2 separate regions of the Homo sapiens genome follow, and region 1 is linked to region 2. The links are chromatin loops, found by intact Hi-C in ENCODE. Cell type or tissue: Calu3. All regions are shown on one strand. Links, peaks and the distances in the headings refer to the core of each region. The heading gives the core; the rest is flanking DNA.

What was found. A loop is a pair of places that touch in the nucleus more often than their neighbours do. Peaks named below come from ENCODE experiments on the same cell type or tissue, not always from the same donor. Only the 100,000 strongest peaks of a DNase experiment are listed, where the experiment ranks them.
Region 1: a loop joins it to region 2, with 2.5 times the contacts of the local background. A loop is called at or near these places in 3 of 110 quality-filtered maps.

What each region holds. Positions count from the first base shown.
Region 1 is chr18:30,372,246-30,379,683 of GRCh38, reverse strand. The region is part of intron 1 of LOC105372047 (a long non-coding RNA gene); the gene reads left to right. Among named protein-coding and RNA genes, the nearest start is that of MIR302F, 77 kb to the right of the region's middle. In Calu3, for the core only: no CTCF peak of the experiment used is centred there; no DNase peak of the experiment used is centred there.
Region 2 is chr18:30,886,753-30,894,190 of GRCh38, reverse strand. No RefSeq gene overlaps it. Among named protein-coding and RNA genes, the nearest start is that of DSC3, 150 kb to the left of the region's middle. In Calu3, for the core only: a CTCF peak has its summit at 4,112 (motif pointing right); a DNase peak (open chromatin) is centred at 4,110.

The sequences.
Region 1 (7,438 bases), core at 2,224-6,223, 510 kb after region 2:
GTACTATACATTTACGGTCTAGAAGTTGACATAATTTTAACTTTGGAAAATAAGTTTGACATCAAATGATAATATAAATATTATCAGTATAATCTTTTCAAAATTTTTTTGTTACAGAAAGTTTAGGGTATACCTAATAAAAATAAACAGTTATAAGTTACGTTGAGTTTACTATAAAAAACTACATTTGTGTCTGTTGAAGGAAGTAGACATCTAATTCTAAAATATAGCATTTTAGAGTAGATAATTATAATTTTATAATTTTATTATAATTTAACATTTTATTGAAGTTTTGAGAAAAATTAAATACTTTTAGCACATAGATGTTCAACATAAATAGGTAAATGAAAAAAAGATACACAGTTTACTTATGAAGTGTTACTTATATTTTGTGTTTTTCAAACTTTATTGTTTTTTATGATCTTTGTTTTCAACTGAAATGATTATTTTAAAAGCAACTCTGAAAAAAAGCATATGTATCTTAGACTCTCTTCGTCCACAGATTTTTACTGATTCTTTTTGGTTATTGCCCTATTCCATCCCATTACGCAGTCCTATTTTTTCCACAGTTGCTCTTCATTTTTCCACTCTAATACTCTCCATCTATTTATACTCCTTTCCTTTACCCCTCCCCCAAGAAACACACACCTCTCATGCTGTTGGGTCCCTTTTGCATTTTCAGACCATAAAAAGACTACCAGCTAGGCTTCTCCCTTTTATTCCAATCTCAGCTTAAACGTCACTTCCTCAAAGTGACTTTCTTTGACTGTCCAATCTACATTAGCTCTCCAGATCTCTACTACATTATCATATTTTATTTTCTCCACTGGACTTATTAGAATTTGAAACTGTTTTGTTTGTATTTATTTAGACTGTAAGATTTATGAGATCATTTTTAACTCATAAAAGAATAGCTTTAATGCATGATAGTAAATTAATAAATATTTTGGTATTAAGAATATGAGCTGTCATGGTTCAGATACCAAGCCCACTGGTGATACAAGTTAAATAGCATTCTTTTCTGTTGAATGATGTGATTAAATATGTAAACTAATAAACTCTCTTTAGGCTACTTCAGCATCTTGGTGCATTTCTCTGTGGGTGTTTATTTTTATCTGTTTCCTTTCAAGATAGTATTTGAGTCAATTTTCTTTTAACTATAAGTGTAAGAACTTCTCACTCTCAGGAGAAAATATTTGGAAGTTCTTCAAAACAGTTGCTCCACCATTTGGGAAAAATAACTGAAGTTAAGCAGGATATGAAGTGGAAACTTTGTAAGTTTCTCTTCAGTTCATTCCACTGCAATTCAATTCTAAGCAGCCCCAGAGCTATTATGCGTTTTAGAATTGCAAGCAAAGCATGTCTTCTCTGGACATTCTTTTGAATGTGGTTGCAAAGTTATGTGCAGAAAAGTACACTACAAGGAAGAAACACATAATGTACAATGATTTCATTTATGCTCCTGCTCTGAATTTAATGTTGGCCATGTATTTCTCTAAGTAGTGTATTTATGATATAGACATTTGGTGTCTACAGATGACCAAAGCATTGCATGAGGTACTGCAGTAATTATGGAAATGATTGGAATCATGTTTCATCCTTCCAAGGGTTCACATTCTCACTGGCATGTGTAGAGGCAGCACTTAATTTGGCTAACTATTGGTTACTTTACATGTCCTGCTATACAGATAGTTATACTTGAAAATGGATGGCTTGGGATATACATCCAAACAGGAAAGAAAATCTGTCAAGGAGAATAGATCACCAGAAAGTCATAATGAAAAAAAGATTTATTTATAGTGGCAATTATTACCTTTATTAATATATATCATTTAAAACATTTAATTTTATTATGAGAAAAATTACATATGTTCTTTATAGAAAATTAGTGATTAAATACATTTTTAAGTAAGTCACAAACAATAGAACAATGGTAATTGTTAATTTTTGTGTATGTTTTCTTGTGAACAAATTATGTCTAATAAGTGATGTTGTGTATGCAGAGATTTTTTTAAAATATATAAATATAATTCAAATATATGCACAAAATAAAATGTCAAAAGTAGAGAAAACATCAAAATCTCCCTCTATATTTCTTATTGCCTCCTTGGGGTATAATCACACTTAAGTGTGAATGTATTATCTTCATAACTTTAAAAGATTATAAGTTATTGTTTTTGTGTGTGATTGTATGTGTGCGTGAATTTAAAAGAATGTACCTCATAGAACTCCAAATAACTATAATGCTAAGGACCTCAGTTACTGCCCTCTGAAAACAATCTTTTAATTTTACCTAACATGCTTCCCGTGGCATAATCCTAGTCAATGACTTAGAATGCCCAGGATGCTAAGACAGACTCCTTATCAGGGGACGTGGAACTTCTCTGACAACCAGTTTTGGCTCCAAGACTCTATCTTCACTGAACTTCTTTAGCTGGGATTCGTACGCCTAATCTTCCCTACCTCACTTCTTTATTAAGGATTGGATTGCTCTGCGCTCTGATGGAGTGAGGGCTGTATTTCTGGTGTAGTGCACTAATACTAGAGACTCACTGCCATCATCCTGACACATTTGTAGTGTGAAGGTTCTATCCTGGGAGAGGCAAGTTGAGAAGGCTAGAGGCTACAGAACCCGTCTCAGCAGTCACTCCTATGACAAGGGTGTCACTCGGAGAGAAGCATGCTATTATCTCTGCCCCCGCTGCAGACTCTTGATTCAGATTTCTTCGTGTGTGCAAATGGAAAGAGATATAATAAAACAAAGATCTCTGAAGCCCTTCTCAAAGAAATTCACTTCATTATACAGTGTGGAGTAAGTTCAAGATTAAGGCAACTGTCAATAACAATAGAGAATTTGGTGGAAAGAAATGAGAGGAGACTGGTAGTTTTATTGTGATATACCAAACCACGGGCAGCTAGTTTACCTAAGTGAATCAGGAAAGAGACAGCTCAAGAGCGCCCTCCTGGTGTCAAAGCAAACCGGAAACTCAAATCTCAAATGCTATCTATACAAAGGAGCCCACATTTAATTAGAGCAGGCTGTGGAGTAAATTGTGCCTGAGGGCACACTTGAAAAAAAAATTAAATGGGCCAGCAATTAATGGAGCTTAATTGTATGTGTTGTCAAGGAAAGAGGTAGAGTCCTATTCGTCAGAGTCTTCACACTGAGGAGAAATAGACTTAACTAAAATAATCTAGCCTTTCACGAAACATATAAACATGCACATAACAATAACAAGCTTAGGGTGGAGGAAGTACCTGGAATTACTACACTATATTATCTAAAATTTCTAGTTTTCAACAAAAATTTGTAAGAAATGCAAAGAAACAGAAAAATATGACCTATACATAAGGAAAAAAAATAAAAGGTAAAGGAAGCTGCTTATGAGAGTGACTAAATACTAAATATGCTCAAAATACTAAAATAAAATATTCTAAAAGACAAAACTATGATGACAATGTCACATCAGGAAAGCATTAAACAATAGGAGTTATTGAAAAGAATCAAATTGAATTTCTGAAGTTTAAATGTATAACAAGTGAAATAAAAAATACACTAGAGGAGCTGAATTGAAAGAGGACATATTAGTAAATTGAACATTTATAGAGATCATGCAATCAAAAGAATAGAAAATAAAAACGATGAAGAAAAATGAACAGTGCCTAAGAGAAATGTGGGACAAGTTTAAGTGCATAAAGAAATGCATAACTGGAGTACAGAAAGATGGGAAAGAGATAAAGAAGCAAAAAGATTTTTGAAAAAACAATGGCTGAAAACTTCTCATATATAATAAAAAACATTAATCTACACATCCAAGAGTCTTATCACACTCCACGCTGGATAACATAAATAGATGTACACAAAGACATACCATAGTGAAAATGTGTAAAACCAAAGACAAATCTTGAGAGCCTTAAGATAAAAGTGACTCATTACTTAAAACACCAATAAGATTAACAGTGACAATTCACAAGAAACAGTGTAAAAGTTATAGAAGAACAAATAAAAATGAGACATAAATAATACCCATGTAATATGGCAGGTGCTGACTCCACTATGTTAATAATAATAATAAATATGAATAGATTAAGTAGTCCATTAAAAACGTATGCATTTTTAGACTGGATATAAAAACAAAACCCAGTTATATATTTTTCTACAGGAGACATATTTTAGATTCAAATATATAAATAGATTAAAATTAAAAGGATAGAAAAAAGTTGTCACAGAGAAAATATAAGACTGAAGTGGTTATACTCATATCAGACAAAATAGACTTTAGAACAAAGAATGTTACTGGAAGTAAAGAGGGACATTTTATAATAATAAAAGTGTCAGCCCATCAGGAAAATATGACAAGCTTAAACATATGCATCCAACAAGTAAGGACCAAATCCATGAAGCAAAACTTGGAGAAGTAAGAGGAAAACTGTATAATTCAATAATGATAGTTAGAAGACTGAAGACCTCATATATTTGTGGAATGATTAGACAGAAGAACAAGGAGGGAAAAAAGATTTGGACAGTACTATAGACCAATTTAGACCCAACAGGTATCTATAGAACAGTCTACCTAACAACAGCAGACTAGACATCTTCTCAAGATTACATGAAACATTCTCCTAGATAGACTATATACTATACTACAGTCTCAGAAAGTTTAAAATACGTAAACATCACATAGTCTGTTCTCTAACTAACATGTAATGAAATCAGAAAGCAATAACAGAAATAATTTTGGAACACTTAAAAATATGTAGAAATGTTAAAAAATCCTAAATGAAAAATAGATCAAAGGAAATAATATGCAAGTAGTTAGAAAAAAATGAGATAAAAGGGAATAAATGCACAATATAGTAAAACTTATAACAATAGAGCAATGCTTAGAGGAAAATTTAGGTCTATAAATAACTATATTAAAAATATACATTTCAAATTAATATCTTTTCACCTTAAGACAGTGAGAAAAGAGATCAAATGAATTCCAACATAATACAGAAAGAAAAAACTTAAAATATGGCAAAAATTAGTAAAATAGAAAAATATTAGAGATATAAATGAAACCAAAAATAGATTCTTTGTAAAGATCAACAAAATCGACAAAGCTTTAGCTAGACTGAGCAAAAAAATACAAAAAGAAGGATTCAAATTACTAAAATTAGAAATGAAAGATAGGACATCACTACCAGCCCTACAGAAAAGGTTTAAAAAAGATTATAAAGTAATGCTATGACAATTATGTGCCAATACATTAGTCAACTTAGCCAAAATGAACAAACTCCTGTAAAGACAAAAACTACTAAAACTGACTAAAGAAGAAATGGAAAATCCAGTAAGGAGATTGAATTAGTAGAAAACAAACAAAAACTCCTCAGGCATTCATGATCTCACTGGTGGATTCTACCAACATTTAACAAAAATTAATAGCAATTCTTCATATGGTCTTCCACAAAATAGAAGATAGTGCTTCTCAACTCATTCTATTAGGCTAGTTTTACTCTAATATCCCCTAAGATTAGGAATAAGAAAAGAATATTTTCACCACATCTATTCTATACTTAGGTTCTAGCCAGAACAATTAGGCAAGCAAATGAAATACAAGCTATCAGGACTGGAAATTAAAAAGTAAAAATATCTGTATTTACAGACTACATGAATTTATGTATGGAAAATCTTAATCCACTAAAAAATCAAAGCTATTAAGTTCAGGCTGGGTATGGTGGCTCATGCCTGTAATCCCAACACTTTTGGAGGCCAAGGTGGGTAGATCATATGATCAGGAGTTTGAGACCACCCTGGCCAACATGGTGAAACCCCGTCTCAACTAAAAATACAAAAAAATAGCCGGGTGTGGTGGCACATGCCTGTAATCCCAGCTACTTGGGAGGCTGAGACAGGATAATTGCTTGAACCCAGGAGGCAGAGGTTGCAGTAAGCCGAGATTGTGCCACTGCACTCCAGCCTGGGCGACAGAGCAAGACTCCATCTCAAAAAAAAAATTAAAAATAAAAAATAAAATAAACAAGTTCAGAATTAGTGAAGGATATGTTTAATTTATAGTAATCAATTATTTTCCTATGCGTTTTCAATGAAGAATCTAAAAATGAAATAAGAAAAACTTTTTCCACTTACAATTGCACCAAAAATAATAAACACTTAGGAATAAAATTCACAAGACAGGTACAAAACTTATACTCTGAAAACAACAATATATTGTTGAAAGCAATTAAAAAGGATATAAAGAAATAAAAAACCATTCTCTATGAGCTGAAAGACTTACTACTGTAAATATGACAATAGTCTTTGAATTGTTCTATATATTAAACAAATCATTCTGAAAATCCCAGCTGGCTTCTTTGTAGACATGACAAGCTGATTCTAAAATTTAAATGTAAACTTATGGGACACTGAATAATCAAAACAATTTTGTAAAGAACAAAGTCATAGGAATCACACTTCCTGATTTCAAACTTATTATACAGCCAGTGCAATCAATATGACATGGCACTGGCATAAAGGTAGACACAAATCAAAGGAATAGAATTGTGAGTTCAAAACTATCCCTCACATTTATGGGAAATTGATTTTCAACAAGATTGCCAATATATTTGGATGAAGAAAGAATAGTCTTTTCAACAAAGATGCTGAGACAACTATATACCTGCCAGCAAAAAAAGGAAGTTGTACCCATATCTTCTACCGTATACAAAAGTTAACACAAAATGACTCAGAGAACTAGATGTAAGAGTGAAAATATACAATTTATTAGAAGAAAACATCTTATAAAGGCAAAACCTTATGACCTTATATGTGGCCATAGTTTCTTAAGCATGATACCAGAAGAACAAGCAACAAAAGAAGCAGAATAAATAAATGGTATGTATTCAAAATTTAAAACATTGTGTTTCAATGGACACTTAAGAACGTGACCAAAGCCCACACAATAAGAGAATATCTTTGCAAATCATACATTTGAAAAGGGAGTTGTATCTCAAATATATGAAGGATTCTCACAATTCAATAATTCAGAAAGCCAATAAAATGATCTTTTTAAAAATCACCAAAAGATCTAAGTGACATTTCTCTCAAGAAAATATGCAAATATCTAATAAGTACATAAAAACGCTCATCATTAGGTACTAGCAAAAGGCAAATGAAAACCACAATCAGATAGCACTTTATACCCACTTGTATGGCTATAAGTAAAAAGACAGATAATAAATAATGTTGGAGCGGATATGGAAGAATAAATATCCCCACATGCTGCTAGTGGGAATGTAATGTGATGTATAATCACTTTGGAAAACAGTCTGACAGTTACTGAGAAAAGTTAAACATACAAGGACTATTGGACCCTGCAATTCTACTCTTAGGGGCATATGTTTACGTGTGTGTGTGTGTGTATGTGTGTGTGTGTGTGTGTGTAGTGTGTATATA
Region 2 (7,438 bases), core at 2,347-6,346:
CAGTGAATTCTTTGGAATTTATGATTCCAGGAGGATATTTCAAAGTGGCAGCTCGTGTATTTGAGCAAAGCTCCAAAGAAGAAATATGATAAATACTTCCAATATTTATTTACTTACTTAGGCAGAAGGTTAGTGATGTAGGAGGGAATGCAAGCAATATATAAAAATTTGGCATGCACCCTTTTAAGAACTTACAAAGGAGGAGTTGAATTTTAATTTCTTCACCATCATGACAGTCTGAAGATTTCTTGTTAAATTGAAACTTTGCCTACCAGTTTACATTTAAAGCTCATTTCCTAATGAATGTTTACTCATTCAAAGCCAATACTTGGGTAAACTGGTGTCAATTCAAGGAATGATTGTACTATTTTGCTGCAGTTGAAATGAATGCAAACAGGGAAAAAATAGAGTGATATTAGATTTATTATCATGTTGGTTTAAAGTTGTATTTTTGTCAAAAATATAAAAGAACTATTATTAATAGTGTAGGTTTTAAAGAAATTACTTAAATAATTATCAAATTTGGTAAGAATTTATTTCAAGATCATCAGTGGCATTCTTTGTATTTATTAAAATGATAGTAGCAAGCTCTCTGATTTACGGCTCTTTGGTTGCAAAAGCCACCATACTTCTGGAACACTCACATTAAGGGGTTTATTTTAATAGGCTTCTACTCTTGATTTTTTTTTCACCTTCTTCCCATCTAGGAATTTACCCAGCAACACATTCATTATTGTATAAGAAGAGTCAATAACTATCAATGTGCCCTGATATGAGAGGAAAAAGGAAGATCAATTTCTTGGTCCTTTTGAACCAGAATCTTGCCCTTTAATGGATTACTTAAAGTTGTTCACTTACCCTAGTGGTTTCTCATCAGCATCTTTATTATCTTTTGAGTTTTAGGAGGCAGATGATGAAAGGCTGGTTTTACAACACCTGTTGCCTTATATAAGTGTTTATTCAGAACTGATACGAGTATTCTCAATCTTTAGGGTCCTGGCTCTGGGCAGAAAGTGCTCACATACTGATTTTTTTTTCCATTTCTGTACCAGGCATATAAGGCAGTGGTATAGTTAAGTAAAGCTCTTAGAAACTAAGCATTTTGTCTTCTGTCTTGGATAATTTGTCCTTGATGCCATTTCACATTAAGGATATGATTAAAATCCATAGGAGAATGGGGGAAGCTTTGAATGAAAAGCTGATTCTCAATGCGAAGTGTTCTGTTTTCCCTGGAATGACCTTGGCAGGGGGCAAAGGGCAAGCAGAGAGACTAGAGATAGCTGCCTAGTGTCTGGTTAACAAAGTATGCACTTAAAGAGAGCAGATGGTTCTTTTATAAACCATATAGCTGTGTTGACTCAGAAAAGACATTCTGTGCTTCTCAAAAAGTTACTTTAAGTCTACAACATAGGCAACTGTGCTAAAAGGTACTCGTTCAGATATCTGCTGTAGAAATTAAATACATAAAATCCTCTAAATCACATTTTATGATCTTAACTGATGGCTTGAAAATGGTCTGGTTTTGGGGAAGCTTAGGACATGGCTCCTTAAAACAGCATCCTCAATTTCTTGTTAATTGCATCTTTGAAAAGCAGAGATCTTAAAACGATATTTGCAATGAAAGTAATTCGACTGGGAGATGTGGTTAATATAAGAGGGAAACTAAGAAAATATAGCATCATGAGTGTTCTGAAAACTTTCTAATGAAGTTTAAATGAAGACTGTGAAAGATTAAAAAGATATAAATTAGGAAAAACCCACTAATATTTCTACCTGAAAATTAACTTATACAATTTTTATAGCAACCTATTATTCTACTGTAATTTCTGCATTGATTAGTGGGTTTCTGTAGCCAATTGTTTTTAAATAGTTTTGAGTTGCAATGATTTAAACATCTGTAAGGATTTCTATTCTGGAGAAAAAAGTCACGTGTTTACCATTCAAATTCCAGTAAGGACATTTACATTTCTCTATTTGGCATAGTTTTGGTTTCTGTAGTCTCCACAGGTAAACTGGCACAGCAGCTTAGTCCTTTGGAATCAATGACTTCAGGACTTGGGCAAGGTTGTGTCACTTATTTACCAGGAAACTTATTGGTTCTAATTCAAACATCTTTCTGTAGAAAATTTGAATAAATGTAACAAATAGAATCACAAATAGCAAGGGATCATTTACATGCTTCCATGTCTTCAAGTAGGAAAAAAAAAAAATGTCAAATACTACCTGTCTAGCGAAAACAAAATGGATAGTTGTGTACTTCTCCATTAAATTTTAGCTGACTTCACAACCAATGTTGGTATTTTTTAGGAAAAAAAAAATCCATTTCTGCCCAAAGGATCCATCTTAAATTAATTCATAATATTTACTTATAATAGCACAATTCTTTGACTATGTAGAGGTAATTCGAAGGTTGGTTAAGTGATGTAAGGTCCTTTGAGAAATATTACATATTAATCATGTGAATCTTTTATTTATATTTTTTTCCTGAGAACTAAGCCCTCCTGTGTTCACACTTGAATTCTATAATTTCACTAAAAGGAATGAATGGACATGTGATAACTGTGATAACTGACTTTGCATTTTTTTCTTTTTCCTTTTTCTTTTTTTTTCCAGACAGAGTCTCGCTCTGTCTCCCAGGCTGGAGTGCAGTGGCATGATCTTGGCTCACTGCAGCCTTCACTTCCAGGGTTCAGGTGAGTCTCCTGCCTCAGCCTCCTGGGTAGCTGGGACTACAGGTGTGCACCACCATGCCTGGCTAATTTTTGTATTTTTAGTAGAGACGAGGTTTTGCCATGTAGGCCAGGCTGGTCTCAAACTCCTGACCTCAGATAAATTGCCCGCCTCGGCCTCCAAAAGTGCTGGGATTACAGGCGTGAGCCACCACGCCTGGCCTCTTTCTATCTTTTCTCTATCCCCTGCAAATCCTTCCTTCTTACGAATAACCCCTGTCCATTTTGGCTACCACCTAATTTCAGAAGTCCTGCTAGGATGTTTTTCAAATAGATTCACCAAAAACATCTTTTGAAATGTTCTCTTCTCAGACACCAGAGATGCTTGGCCCAACATCACTATCATATAATCGCAATATCGCACAGTGGTGTGTGACAAGTTTGGAGTGAAAGCCCGTCTCTGGGTGATGTTCCTGTAGAGATAGGTCGACTTGCGTTCCAATGTGTTACAAAATGTTAGGGCCGAAACTTCCTCAGATTTTATATAGTTTCCCTGCTCTTCAAAAGACTCATTTGGGAGGCAGATATGAGGACAAAAGTCATGTTTCCAGACTTTTCCTACTGTTTATGGTTTAGGATGCATGGCTGGTTGGTACCTGGATTCATTTCACCTCAGGATGACCTCTTCTCAGCCCCCTTGAACACAGAATCTTGGAGAAACCATGTCCCCACTAGACTTGCCCAGATGTACCTAAGCACCACTTAGACCTGTGCTGTGACCTCCTGCACACTCACCTGCATTACTATTCATTACATTACTTAATGCATTTGACAAATTTAGTAGCAAATTAGCTTTTCCTTTATAAATTATTTAATTGCTTAAGGCTTCAGTTAGTTGATTTATCTAAAACAGACAACAAAAAGGAGTGGCTATACATGTTTCACATAGCTTTTTGTTTGGAAGGTATACATATTTAAAGGGGTTGTGTGACATTATTCACACCTCTAGATCTTCCTATTTTCCCCCTTGTAATATTCAGATGGGGGTGACTCCAATATTTGAGATAGTTTTCTAAATCATTGTAATTGTAACAAACTAGAGGTCACACTCCCCTTTCTGTAAAATCCATGAAATTTCAGCCTTTTTTGCAGAATTTCTAAGTGGGAAGTATAGATAAAAGGATACCTGGGTGAGTACAGTTCTGCAAGAAGCAGAACGATATTGATGTTGTGATGTTGCTTTCCATGTGCAATTCTTGGTTGAATTTTAAGCTTATTTTTCCTAAAATGCAGTTTTCACTGTTTTAAAATGAATTTGACCTCACCGATGTCAAGGTAGGAAGAAAGGGGATTTACATTGTTTGTCTAAGCCCTCAAATTTGAATGCCTCATGGCAAAGCGAGCTATCCTTTTCCCAGATCTGACATCCTGCAGACAGAAGATGGTGCTGTTGGTTAGGAACAATACGTGGCCCTGCATTTTTCTATCAAGCTCATGATCAGGCTGTTATCACAATCATTCTTTACCAAACAGGAAAAAAAGTCACAGTCAACTGAAATGCATTCTGGCATCTGACTTCAGTTACTTTACTTTTTAAAAATGACCCGAAGAATGCTTTCACCGTGTTATTTTTCCTATTTGATGTAAATCTTGGAAACTGTGGAGAAAAAGTAAGTTCTAATATATAGTGCATGTTATTTCCCTTCATGTAGTGAGGTTTTACATTATCTGAAATAACTGCAAAACATCCCAGCCTGGATGACTCATTGGTTACAGGAAAAAGCCAGACATTTAAAACCAATGCATAAGAATATTACTGTTTCATGAACTCTGAATATTGAAAAAACATTTTCTGACTATGGGTTGTTCACTGCATAAATACTCCCATGGCATGGTACTCAAGCAAGCTCAGATGCCAGATAAGGAGCCTGCTTTCTCCTGCACATGCTAAACCATACCATGGCCACATCTGGATCCCCTGGCTGTAGTTCTTGGAAAGGCCAATGAATGCGACATGCAGGCATGGGCTCATGTCTTCAAGAAAGATCCAGGAAAGGGCAGGAAAACTTTCAGATCCCTAAAGCAGAGGTCAGGCCACCTAACATCATTTGAAATATCATGGAAATAGGTCAATATTGCACAGCAGTATTAAAGTTTAAACATGAGAGTTAGAGCTATCAGTCAAATCTAGAGAATCATAGGCTGACTAAAAATCTAGGCAGGAATTGCCAAGGGAAAACAGTACTGCCCTTGCAGTTACTGCCAAGGGGCTGGATGCTTCCTATTCATATATTGGTTAACACCAATTTGGGAGAATTGTGGTTAGCTTGAAAGATTTGTTTATGTCTGGTGATGCATGGTGACATCCTTTGGAGGAAGTCTCAGACAATAAGAGAATCTTAATTAGTAATAATTATAAGTTTGAATATTTCCACTGAACTTGAGAATATGTAGGTTCTCCTTGTTCAAAAATCCCTACATTTCTTCTTAGGTATCTATTCTCCATGGTTTGTAGATAAATCTGTAACTCATTCAGGTGGGAATAACCAGCATAAAGATCTGTGGAAGGAGGCACTGGTTTGAAAAAGATGCTGAAACTAGACTGTATTTTAAATCAATTTCCACTATCTGACAATTTCTTCTGTGTGCCTCAATTTCTCATTGGGGTAATGAAAGTACCTAACTCACGGGGTTACATGGAGTCAGAGAGTTTATCACAGGTAAATCGTGATGAAAGTTACCTGGTTCATAATAAGTGTGGCATAAGGGCTTGTTACCATTATTTCTGCTCGCTTAGAGAAGGCTATGAAAGCATCTAGAGGCAGGAGTTAAACCAATGAGCACGCTTTCCTTCTGATGATACAAATTCTCTATGCCAGGTCTTGACCCTTTTTTGCAATACTTCCTGAGACTTCTGACATCATAGGTACTTTCTGCTTCCCAGTGCACGTGAATAAGCAGAAGGAATAAGTATGTCAATGATGGTGATGACTTGCCATGACAGGAGGAGACAATCAGCTTATAAACTGTACAGTTAACTAAGTCCCTAGATGACTTTACAAGCAGAAATATTTTAGAAAGGAAAATAAAAAAGATATTTGGTATCATTGTTCTGAGATCATCGCACATCTAACTGTACATGCGTATGTGATTTTAACCATTAAGAAGAAAAATGAAACCAAAAGCATATATTTGGAGATACTCTGGATACTAAAGATCCATTTCAGTGAATTGGTGAAGTTGATATCCTTCTATCAGAATTTCCGTGGATCAGATGTTCTCTTTCCAAAAGCCTCAACATACTGTCTCCAAAGGGGGATCCCTTTAGGTTTGCACATTTTGCCTTGGTCTATTATGATACCATTTTATGATAGCAGTTTTTGGTGTATTAGTGTTTGACGCTGGCTTTATTTTTTTTCCCTTAAATAATTTAGAAGGTACAATTCCTTCAAATGTTTCCCAATATCAGAAACTTCATTTTTGTGAAACAGAAAAAAATGTATCTATTAGAGTATATCATTTAAGTGAACGCTGAGCTCTATAGGGAATAATACTTATCTATGATATCTATTGATAATCTTAGACTTTTGATTTCTATGACTCCTGTCAAATTCCCTAGATTGGGCTAGTTATCTTGCCTATGTGTTTTTCACAGTACTTTCTTCTCTTTTCTATTTTTAGTAGAATAGCATTATAATTGGCTAATTGCTTCTCTAGCTTTCCCAGTAGCTCTGTATATGAACAAAGGCTGAATCTTGTTCATTGCTGTGCCCTTATAATTTAGCAAGATGTCTATAGTAGGCACTCAATAAATATTTCTTGAATAAATGAAATAAATGAGAGGTAGAAGGTGATCAAATGTGTGTGTGTGCGTGTGTGCGCGTGCACATGTGTGTGACAATGAGACAGAGAGAGAGAGAATGATGTTGGAACTGGAGGCATGAGATTGTCATCAGAGATTTTAAGACAAGAATAGACATACAATTAGCTTGTTTAATTTTTCTCTAGAATTTCCTTAAGGAATGTAGATTCCAAAGTCTGTGCCAAGGTTTGCTGGTGCTTCAGTAAATTTAGAGGCTCTGTGGGAAATTTAAACTTTTTTCTAACAGAAACTCCACTTATGACATCTGTTGAATATTGGGAGAACTGCTAGCTCAGGGTAGTTCACAGACTTAACATTAAATCACACTATATTCTCTTCACTTACATCATGTTTTTGAGAAGTTGTTCTTTACTTTTGGCACTTGTTGCAATAAAAAGCAAGTACCAAATGAAAATTGGGGTGTCTAATCTGATTTCAGATTGGGATGTCTAATCTGATTTGAAAAGTTGTGCAATACGCAGCAGCAATACACATCCCATTAGTAATAGGTTACCGCTACTTAAGAATGAAATAACACTAATTTTCCTTTCAATGTATGTGTATTCTCTTTTCAGATATCTACTAAGTTGTTAAGACGTAAGTACTTCTTAAGTTGTGTGCATCTCACAACTTAATAGATGTAACCGTTGGGCATTTCTTTTGTCCTAGGAACACTTAATTACTGAGATAGGGCCGGGAGCAGTGGCTCACGCCTGTAATCCTAGCACTTTGGGAGGCCGAGGCGGGCGAATCTCGAGGTCAGGAGATCAAGACCATCCTGGCTAACACGATGAAACCGCGTCTCTACTAAAAATACCAAAAAAATTAGCCGGGCGTGGTAGCAGGCGCCTACAGTCCCAGCTACTAGGGAGGCTGAGGCAGGAGAACGGCGTGAACCCGGGGGCGG